2 separate regions of the Homo sapiens genome follow, and region 2 is linked to region 1. Evidence: read pairs that join two places in POLR2A ChIA-PET (ENCODE). Cell type or tissue: Caco-2. All regions are shown on one strand. Each heading gives the region's core, and the rest is flanking DNA. Links, peaks and the distances in the headings are about the cores only.

What was found. ChIA-PET counts read pairs that join two places held together with the same protein. Peaks named below come from ENCODE experiments on the same cell type or tissue, not always from the same donor. Only the 100,000 strongest peaks of a DNase experiment are listed, where the experiment ranks them.
Region 2: POLR2A ChIA-PET joins it to region 1 with 8 read pairs; 2 of 35 experiments call an interaction of 5 or more read pairs at or near these places.

What each region holds. Positions count from the first base shown.
Region 1 is chr3:37,048,924-37,053,323 of GRCh38, forward strand. It overlaps MLH1 (mutL homolog 1), which reads left to right. Exons shown (of 19, transcript NM_000249.4): 18 at 1-94; 19 at 1,563-1,923. The coding sequence ends at 1,730. LRRFIP2 (LRR binding FLII interacting protein 2) reads right to left here. Exons shown (of 28, transcript NM_006309.4): 28 at 3,703-4,400. Among named protein-coding and RNA genes, the nearest start is that of MLH1, 58 kb to the left of the region's middle. In Caco-2, for the core only: no CTCF peak of the experiment used is centred there; no DNase peak of the experiment used is centred there.
Region 2 is chr3:37,137,358-37,141,757 of GRCh38, forward strand. The region is part of intron 2 of LRRFIP2 (LRR binding FLII interacting protein 2); the gene reads right to left. It also overlaps the pseudogene RNU6-1301P and the pseudogene UBE2FP1. Among named protein-coding and RNA genes, the nearest start is that of LRRFIP2, 35 kb to the right of the region's middle. In Caco-2, for the core only: no CTCF peak of the experiment used is centred there; a DNase peak (open chromatin) is centred at 2,304.

The DNA.
Region 1 (4,400 bases), core at 1-4,000:
GGAATGTTTTGAAAGCCTCAGTAAAGAATGCGCTATGTTCTATTCCATCCGGAAGCAGTACATATCTGAGGAGTCGACCCTCTCAGGCCAGCAGGTACAGTGGTGATGCACACTGGCACCCCAGGACTAGGACAGGACCTCATACAATCTTTAGGAGATGAAACTTGCCCATCTCTAAAATTTCGGGATTTCTTTGTACCCAACAAGGTTCAAACACAACAGTCAGCTTTTATTCATGATTTTTACTTCCATCTGCTGATGTAGAACATACCTCCAGAGTGACCTCAGAAATTGTCAAATGTGAAAACACAAGCCATCACAGTGAGAAATGGGAGGTTGAGTTAGATTGTCTAAGGCTGGAGAGTCCATATACTCCCACTGTTAGCTCTGAAGTGTGTAGCCAGTCTTCAGATTCTGGGTCAGTTGCCTCAGTCTCTCTTAGCTTTTGCCTTACTCTTTATCCGACCACTGCCCTGCCAGGAAAACAAGGCTCTATAACTCCTCTTACAGGTCAGCTTGACACAAAAAGGGTGCCTGGATTCCTAATGTTTCATTGTCACTTTTCCCAGTCAGATGATAATGCTTTTCAAATCAACATATATTTTGGGGGAGGTTGGAAGGGAGAGTTGAAATATTCTAAGAATCAAAGAGTAGCCCACTTTAATCAGAGTATGACCCCTGATTGCTCACAGTCATCTCCTGAGCAGTGTGAGCGAGTTTCAGATGAGGAGGCTGAAGGCCAGTCAGGCATGCTCGAGGATTCCAAGTCTGTAGGTGGGAGGGCAGAGATTTAGTCCTGTTGGCCAAAGCCTCTAGGGAATTTCTCACTCCAGTGGAGAAGGCAACACACTTACCAAACTGTGTGGAAACTATCTCATTTGATTAGAAATTTTACCTCAAGAAGAGGAAGGACAGTTGAGAAAGAACATTTTCTTACACATGAGACAGCTAAGGCTTACAAGAAGGAGAGGAATAATGAGGCAAAATAATCCTCATTAATATTTTCATTCCTCCCCTGGGGATTAGAACTACTTTCAGACCCGATTTTAATGGTAAGTTAGGTACTTCCTACAGTTGCCATCCAAATATCAGTCAGGATCAGACATGATGTTAGCTCCTGCTACAATAAAACCATTTTCTCCCTGAATGAAAACAAAGGTTCCACAGGAGACAGTCCCACAGAGCAGTGGCTTCTTTTCCTCCCTTTAAAACCTCATGTTGGCTGGACACAGTGGCTCACACCTGTAATCCCAGCATTTTAGGAGGCTGAGGTGGGAAGATGGCTTAAGCCCAGGAGTTTGAGGCTGTAGAGCTATGATCACACCACTGCCCTTCAGCCTGGGTGACAGAGCAAGACCTTGTCTCTAAATAAACAAACAAACAAAAAATCCTCTTGTGTTCAGGCCTGTGGGATCCCCTGAGAGGCTAGCCCACAAGATCCACTTCAAAAGCCCTAGATAACACCAAGTCTTTCCAGACCCAGTGCACATCCCATCAGCCAGGACACCAGTGTATGTTGGGATGCAAACAGGGAGGCTTATGACATCTAATGTGTTTTCCAGAGTGAAGTGCCTGGCTCCATTCCAAACTCCTGGAAGTGGACTGTGGAACACATTGTCTATAAAGCCTTGCGCTCACACATTCTGCCTCCTAAACATTTCACAGAAGATGGAAATATCCTGCAGCTTGCTAACCTGCCTGATCTATACAAAGTCTTTGAGAGGTGTTAAATATGGTTATTTATGCACTGTGGGATGTGTTCTTCTTTCTCTGTATTCCGATACAAAGTGTTGTATCAAAGTGTGATATACAAAGTGTACCAACATAAGTGTTGGTAGCACTTAAGACTTATACTTGCCTTCTGATAGTATTCCTTTATACACAGTGGATTGATTATAAATAAATAGATGTGTCTTAACATAATTTCTTATTTAATTTTATTATGTATATATTGTGTCAGTTCAGATGCCAAAAAGAGGTCTTGAACATGTCACAGGCTCTGATGGCACTGACCATGGAGAAAGCTTGATTTGATCATCTGGTGTCTACAATAACCAAAGCTAATTATTAAGGAAAAAAACTTGAAGAAAGAAAATAGTCCTTACTTCATCTATAATGAGGTTTTTGTTTTTTTGTTTTGAGACGGAGTCTTGCTTTGTTGCCCAGGCCGGAGTGCAGTGGCGCGATATTGGCTCACTGCAACCTCCGCTTACCGGGTTCAAGCAATTCTCCTGCCTCAGCTTCCTGAGTAGCTGGGATTACAGGCACCTGCCACCACGCCCGGCTAATTTTTGTATTTTTAGTAGAGATGTGGTTTCACGATGCTGGCCAAGCTGGTCTCAAACTCCTGACCTCAGGTGATCCTCCCACCTCAGCCTCCCAAAGTTAAGTGCTGGGATTACAGGCATGAGCCACTGCGGCCGGCATTAAGTATGAGTTTTTAAGTTAGCCCACTTTGTTAATGACTATGAGTACTAATAGCTTAAGATAAAGAAGTTTCTAGGTAATCTTGTTTGAAGGATGATGTAAAAATATAAATTTAAACTGTGAGTGACAAAATAAACTTCCTTAATATTTGCCTACATTTAGAGAAATGGAGCATTCAGCTCAGAAAGGAAGAATGTCTGTGGTTTTAAGGTAAAATCCATATTCCAAGACTCAGTGAAGAAAGTTCAGTGATAAAGAACAGACTACTCTCATCTTATGAAGAAATGGAGCAATTTCACTTGGAAAGACTAGGAAGACAAAATGTTACAGACGTATTTGTTGTGCCACAAAATAGGCAAGGTCAGTTTTGAACAATAAGAACTCCATAAAGTAGACCAGGGCATCTCAGAAGTGAGGTTCCATGAGCCCAGGTGGGGCACAGGCTGGGTGATCTTGAGTGGAGAGGAAGAGGGGTTTTCTGAGCTTCAAGAGCTGGGCCACACAGTGTGTTGGTTTTAGCTGGGATGGAGTTCTAGAACAAACCTGCACTTTAGAACACCTTTCTACCCACCCCCAACCACACAACTTGCTACTATTAGTAAATGTATAGGCTGAGGCACGGTGGCTCATGCCTGTAATCCCAACACTTTGGGAGGCTGAGGCAGGCAGATCACTTGTGGTCAGTAGTTCAAGACCAGCCTGGGCAACATGGTGAAACCCTAACTCTACTAAAAATACAAAAATTAGCAGGGTGTGGTGGCAGACACCTGTAATCCCACCTACTTGGGGGGCTGAGGCAGGAGAATCAAGCTTGAACCCGGAAGGCAGAGGTTGCAGTGAGCCAAGATCATACCACTGCACCCCAGCATGGGTGACAGCACGAGACTGTCTCTCAAAAAAAAAAAAGAGGCCAGGCACAGTGGCCCACACCTCTAATCCCAGCACTTTGGGAGGTTGAGGTGGGCAGATCACTTGAAGTCAGGAGTTCAAGACCAGCCTGGCCAACATGGTGAAACCCCATCTCTACTAAAAATACAAAAATCAGTCGGGTGTGGTGGTGCACACCTGTAGTCCCAGCTCCTCGGGAGGCTGAGGCAGAAGAATCACCTGAACCTGGGAGGCAGAGGTTGCAGTGAGCCGAGATCGTGCCACTGCACTCCAGCCTGGGTGACTGAGCGAAACTCTGTCTCAAAAAAAAAAGAAAGAAAATGTATAGAAAATCATCTCAATTCAGAAGATTGGTATCCATATTTTTTAAATGAAGGGCTAATTAAAAAAGGAACAAATATTAGAGATTTTATTCACTTTTGAGTTACCTTTTTAAAGTCTAGTTTTATTATCTTATGTGCCTTTAGTCACTAGATTTTCCCCCAATATATTTTCTGTGTAAGCACTTTAAAGATACAATAATCATTTCTATAAAACCACCTGGGTACTAAGAGCAAAAGAGAATCATAAATTCTGCAAAGTAGTTGCACTCCATGATTTTAAAAAAACCTCTTGGACAGGGTACCTCTAAAGGTGAAACTCAAGTCTTTAAAAGTTCTACATTCCAGATTGTTTTTCCTTGAGAAGGAGACAAAAGAAGAGGGATGTGGTTGCCATGATTTGTTTTAAAGTCTCCTATAACAAAATGAACATGTCAGTAGCCAATTGTGGTTGGCAAAAGGGTGTATTTAATAGAATCTGCAGGCAGATTTCCAATCTGCCTGCCCTGCCCTACCCTCCCCCTTTGGGTTTGTTTGAGGTTTCATTCCACAAATAAGCAGCAGATAAAATACTTTACAAGGTACAGCACAGTTGTATTGAAGAAAAAAAGGACCCAACTCTTACTTTAGGAGTATTAGGCCTGGACTTCCCCTGCCCCATGCAATAAAGCAAGTTTTATATACACTCCCCATATTTTTTTCTAACATTTTCTTATATAAATTTAAATATTTTACAAAAAAAGGCTTTTTTCCTCCAAACATATA
Region 2 (4,400 bases), core at 285-4,284, 89 kb after region 1:
TGGAGCTGAGATCTACATCCTAAGAATCTTACTTCAGTTCACACTCTTAACCACATTGCCACCAACTTACATCTTTATAGTCCAAGTATAATTGCATATCCTTAGACAAATCATAAAAACTTACTTTGGATAATTATCCTAGGATTTTCAACTTAGCACAGATTCTCTCTTTTCTATGAAATAATACTATTCTAGTTCTCTGAATAGAGAACTAGATAGGTAAATAATCTTCTCCTTTTACCATACACAGTATCTAATAACCAAATGTAGATAATCTCCTTTTACTGTACACAGCCTTTACTCTCATTTTTTATTCCCAGTTTCAACTACCAGCCAATGAGAATGACTCAAATCTAGCATCTCAAGCTCTGACTTCTCTACCAAAATAAACACTTACATTTCTAACATCTATCTTGTCAGCACCAAAACCAGAGTGAATAAAATCAGTCTCATTTTCCCCCAGTCAACAGGCTTTGCTTCCTTATTTTCCAGTTTCCATTAATGGAATCTTGTCACTCTTGTTCAAACCCAAGGTCTGACGACCTCCTACTTCCTTAACAAATCTTCCTTTACAATATCCCTTGAATCCATCCTCTCCATCTACTCCAACAGACTCCCTCTACTTCCAAATAGGCTCTTTGTACTTTCACTTATAATACATCAAGTTTTCTAATCCTAACTTCAGTTTCTCCATCTCAACTCTATCCCCATCCGTACTATTCCATCGTGGAATTAATTTACCTGAAGCAATTTACCTGAAACAAGGAACAAGTGAGGTAAAAATGTCTCAAAGTAAAACGTGATTAGCTATATTCTGTGATGCCCAATACCCAAAGCATTCTTAAACTTTCTGATATTTAAATTTGGATTTTGTTACTGCTTCAGTTAAATAAACAGAGGGGAACAGGCTAAAATAAACTTGTTGTGGCTCATGGTGGCATTCCAAATCAGAGACTCATGTGAGGCCAATCAATCGTATTCTAAATTTTCCATCCATCCAATGGGTCTACAAGTAGGAGGAACCTATTCAATGGGCTAGGCAGTGCTGTTTCCCTAAAATAAAATCCATAAATTGAATTTCACTTGAGACTGCTATCTGAGAGGAGGAAAAGGGTATGTATATTTAAGTACTGTATCTAATGAACCACAAATAAGTGTATTTCTTCAGGATGTAGGTACTTTAAGTATATAGTAGTTCCCCCTTATCCAAGTAAGTTCCAAGTCCCCCCGGAGATGCCTGAAACTGCAGATAGTACCAAACCCTATCCCACTGTCATCAATCAGAACATGTTTCTGTTCATGTCTTCCACTCAGAAATCTAGTCTTTTCCATCATAATATACTTATCACACACACTGGCTATAACTTCTGTGGTTTGAGATGCAGTAGGAAAACTAACACAGATTTTTCTTTTCTTTCTTCACAATTTCATGAATAGAAGATGTGTTCATACCACAGATCTTAGCAACCTCAGCACACAATTTTTTTCCTTACTAAGTTGAGAACTTTCACCTTTTCACTTAAAGAAAGAATTTTATGGCTTCTCTTTGGCATATCCAAACTGCCAGAGTCACTCTTGCTCTTTGGGGTCATTATTAAATAAACTAAAGGTTACTCAAACACAAACAATGTGATACCATGACAGTCAACCTGATAACAGAGCCGGCTCCTGTGAGACTATCTAGCAGGTAGCATACACTGTGTGGATACACTAGACAAAGGGATGATTTATGTCCTGTGCAGGATGATGTGAGATTTAATCATGCTACTCAGAACACTGCACGATTTAAACAAAAATAAACAAACTGTTTATTTCTGAAATTTTCCATTTAATATTTTCAAACTGTGGTCAAACATAAGTAACTGAAACCTCAGAAAGCAAAATCACATGAAGGAGAGGCTCTGCACAATGAACCATACAAGGTTTTTAAAAACAAAATGGGTACCAATCAATGTGTAGCCTATTTAAAAAACAACAACAAAACAGGAAGGTATTTCCAAGATATATAATGTAAATGATCTGAATTATCAATGGAAAAAGTTTCTCTGCAAGACCTTATCAGTTCAGCACTTCTTTCATTATTCCAGTTCTGACACTTTTAGTATTTCCCCTCCTGTGCCAATGTTTTCATGACAGAAGGCATTTTAAGGTCTGAAGAAGGCATTCGCTTCACACCCTCCAAAGCCACTAACAGACTTCCCAGTCTTCCCTTCTTTCTTACTTTCCCTGTGGTTCTACTGAAGAGCTGCCTCTTCTGTTGTTGAAAGTCAAACCCTCCCAAGCCCCGTCACACACACTCACACACATACACACCCTCCATTTTATGATGTCCTCCCCAGGACTTTGTCCCAACTATCTGATCTCTCTTCTGGGTCTTTGCTCTCTACTTCTATTGGTTCACTCTCTTCATCATAACTAGGTTCAAAGTCTCTCTGATCTTTAAAAGGCAAGCAAAAAATCTCACCCTGGTCCAATTCTACCCTATCTTCTCTTTACAGCTAAGCTTTCTCACACCTCCCTCTTCACTTCTCACTCTCTTCAAATGACTGCAATCTGGCTTCTGCTCATATCACCTTATTGAAATTGTTCATCACAAAAGTCACTAATGACCTCTAACTACCAAACCCAATAGAATTTTTCTATTCTTATCTCATCTGTCTTTTCTGGACTTTCAATATCACTAAACACATATTCTTTCTTAAAACTCTCATCTCTTAGCTTTCTCCAATACTAGTGTCTCCTGGTTTTCCTCTTTATTCTCTCATCTCTCTCCTTCAGCATCCTTCATAAGCACATTTTTCCCTGCTAGCATCTTAAATGTTAATATAACCAAAGTTTTCAAGCTTCACCTCTTGCTCTTTTCATTCTATATTCTCTCCTGGGCCATACTGTTAGTCTGTAAATCTCTATGCCCAAGCTAGAATTTTCTCCCACAATCCTGATCCAACTTGCTATTAAAAATTGAAGCTGTGCTCGCTATGGCAGCACATATACTAAAATTGGAAAGATACAGAGATTAGCATGGCCTCTGTGCAAGGATGATATACAAATTTGTGAAGCATCTTTATTTATTTATTCATTCATGTATTTATTTATTGAGGCCGGACACAGTGGCTCATGCCTGTAGTCCTAGCACTTTGAGAGGCAGGCAGATGACTTGAGCTCAGGAGTTCAAGGCCAGCCTGGGCAACATGGGAAAACCCCGTCTCTACTAAAAACAAAAATTAGCCGGGCGTGGTAGCGCAAGATCATGCCACAGTGCTCTAATCTGGGAGACAGAATGAGATTCTGTCTCCAAAAAAAAAAAAAAACTGAGGCTCTCCCACTAGAACTCAGACTTAATACAACCTTAATTTAATTTATAATCATTCCCTTAATCTTCCTCTTCTTTTTTATATTCCCCATCAACTACCCCATTACCCAAAATATGAAACAAAGACTCATCATAAGGGTCCTTCCTCTTTTCTATCCTCCCTCCATATTCAGTTGCTAAGTCTCAACTACTTTGCTCCCATCAAGATTCTCTTTACTATTTCTTCTATCCAGACCTTCCTCTTTATTCCTATTGTCATTGTCTTATTTTAGGTTCTCATCATCTTTCACTAAGATAACTACAACAGCTTCGTGACCAGCCTAGGCAACAAAGCAAACCCCCATCTCTACAAAAAATACAAAAATTAGCTGGGTGTCGTGGTACATGCCTGTAGTCCCAAAACCCAAGAAGCAGAGGTTGCAGTGAGCTAAGATTGCACCACTGCACTATAGCCTGGGCAACAGAGCAAGACCCTGTTTCAAAAAATAAATGGAAAACTATAACAGCTTCCTGTTTTCTGCCTTCTACCTTCTACCACTCACTCTCCACTGGGTGGCTAAAGCAATTATACTGTAATTCAAATCTGAAAAAGGATTTACCCTTTAATGGCTCCCCACAGCTTTGAAAATCAAATGTAAATTCCTCAGCACACAAATCCTTTCATGATTGGTCCCTATTTCCTCCCTAACATCACCTCCTCCCATTCCCTAGCCCCTCTCCAGCTATACTGAACTACTTACTATTCTGGCAGTTTCCCACCATAGTGCTAGCTGTTTTACACCCCGGTGTCTATAGAGCTCTTAGAAGGCAATATACAAAAACCCATTAAACAAGGCTGTTTATGGTGATACATATTAAACCTTTTTTTTGAAACCAAACATTTATTTCGCATTTGATTTCATTGGTTCAAATGTTTAAAAGCTGGAGTAAATCCACCTGTCTTTCTTCTGGGCTCTTCCTCCAATGTGTGTTAATCTGGCCAAGTATGGCATATGCTGTTGCTGAATCCTGGTCCTCTAAGGCCTAAGAGGCTCATCCCCAGGCAGGGCCCGGAGTCAAAGCAAATGCAGAAGGCGGCCACAGGTAC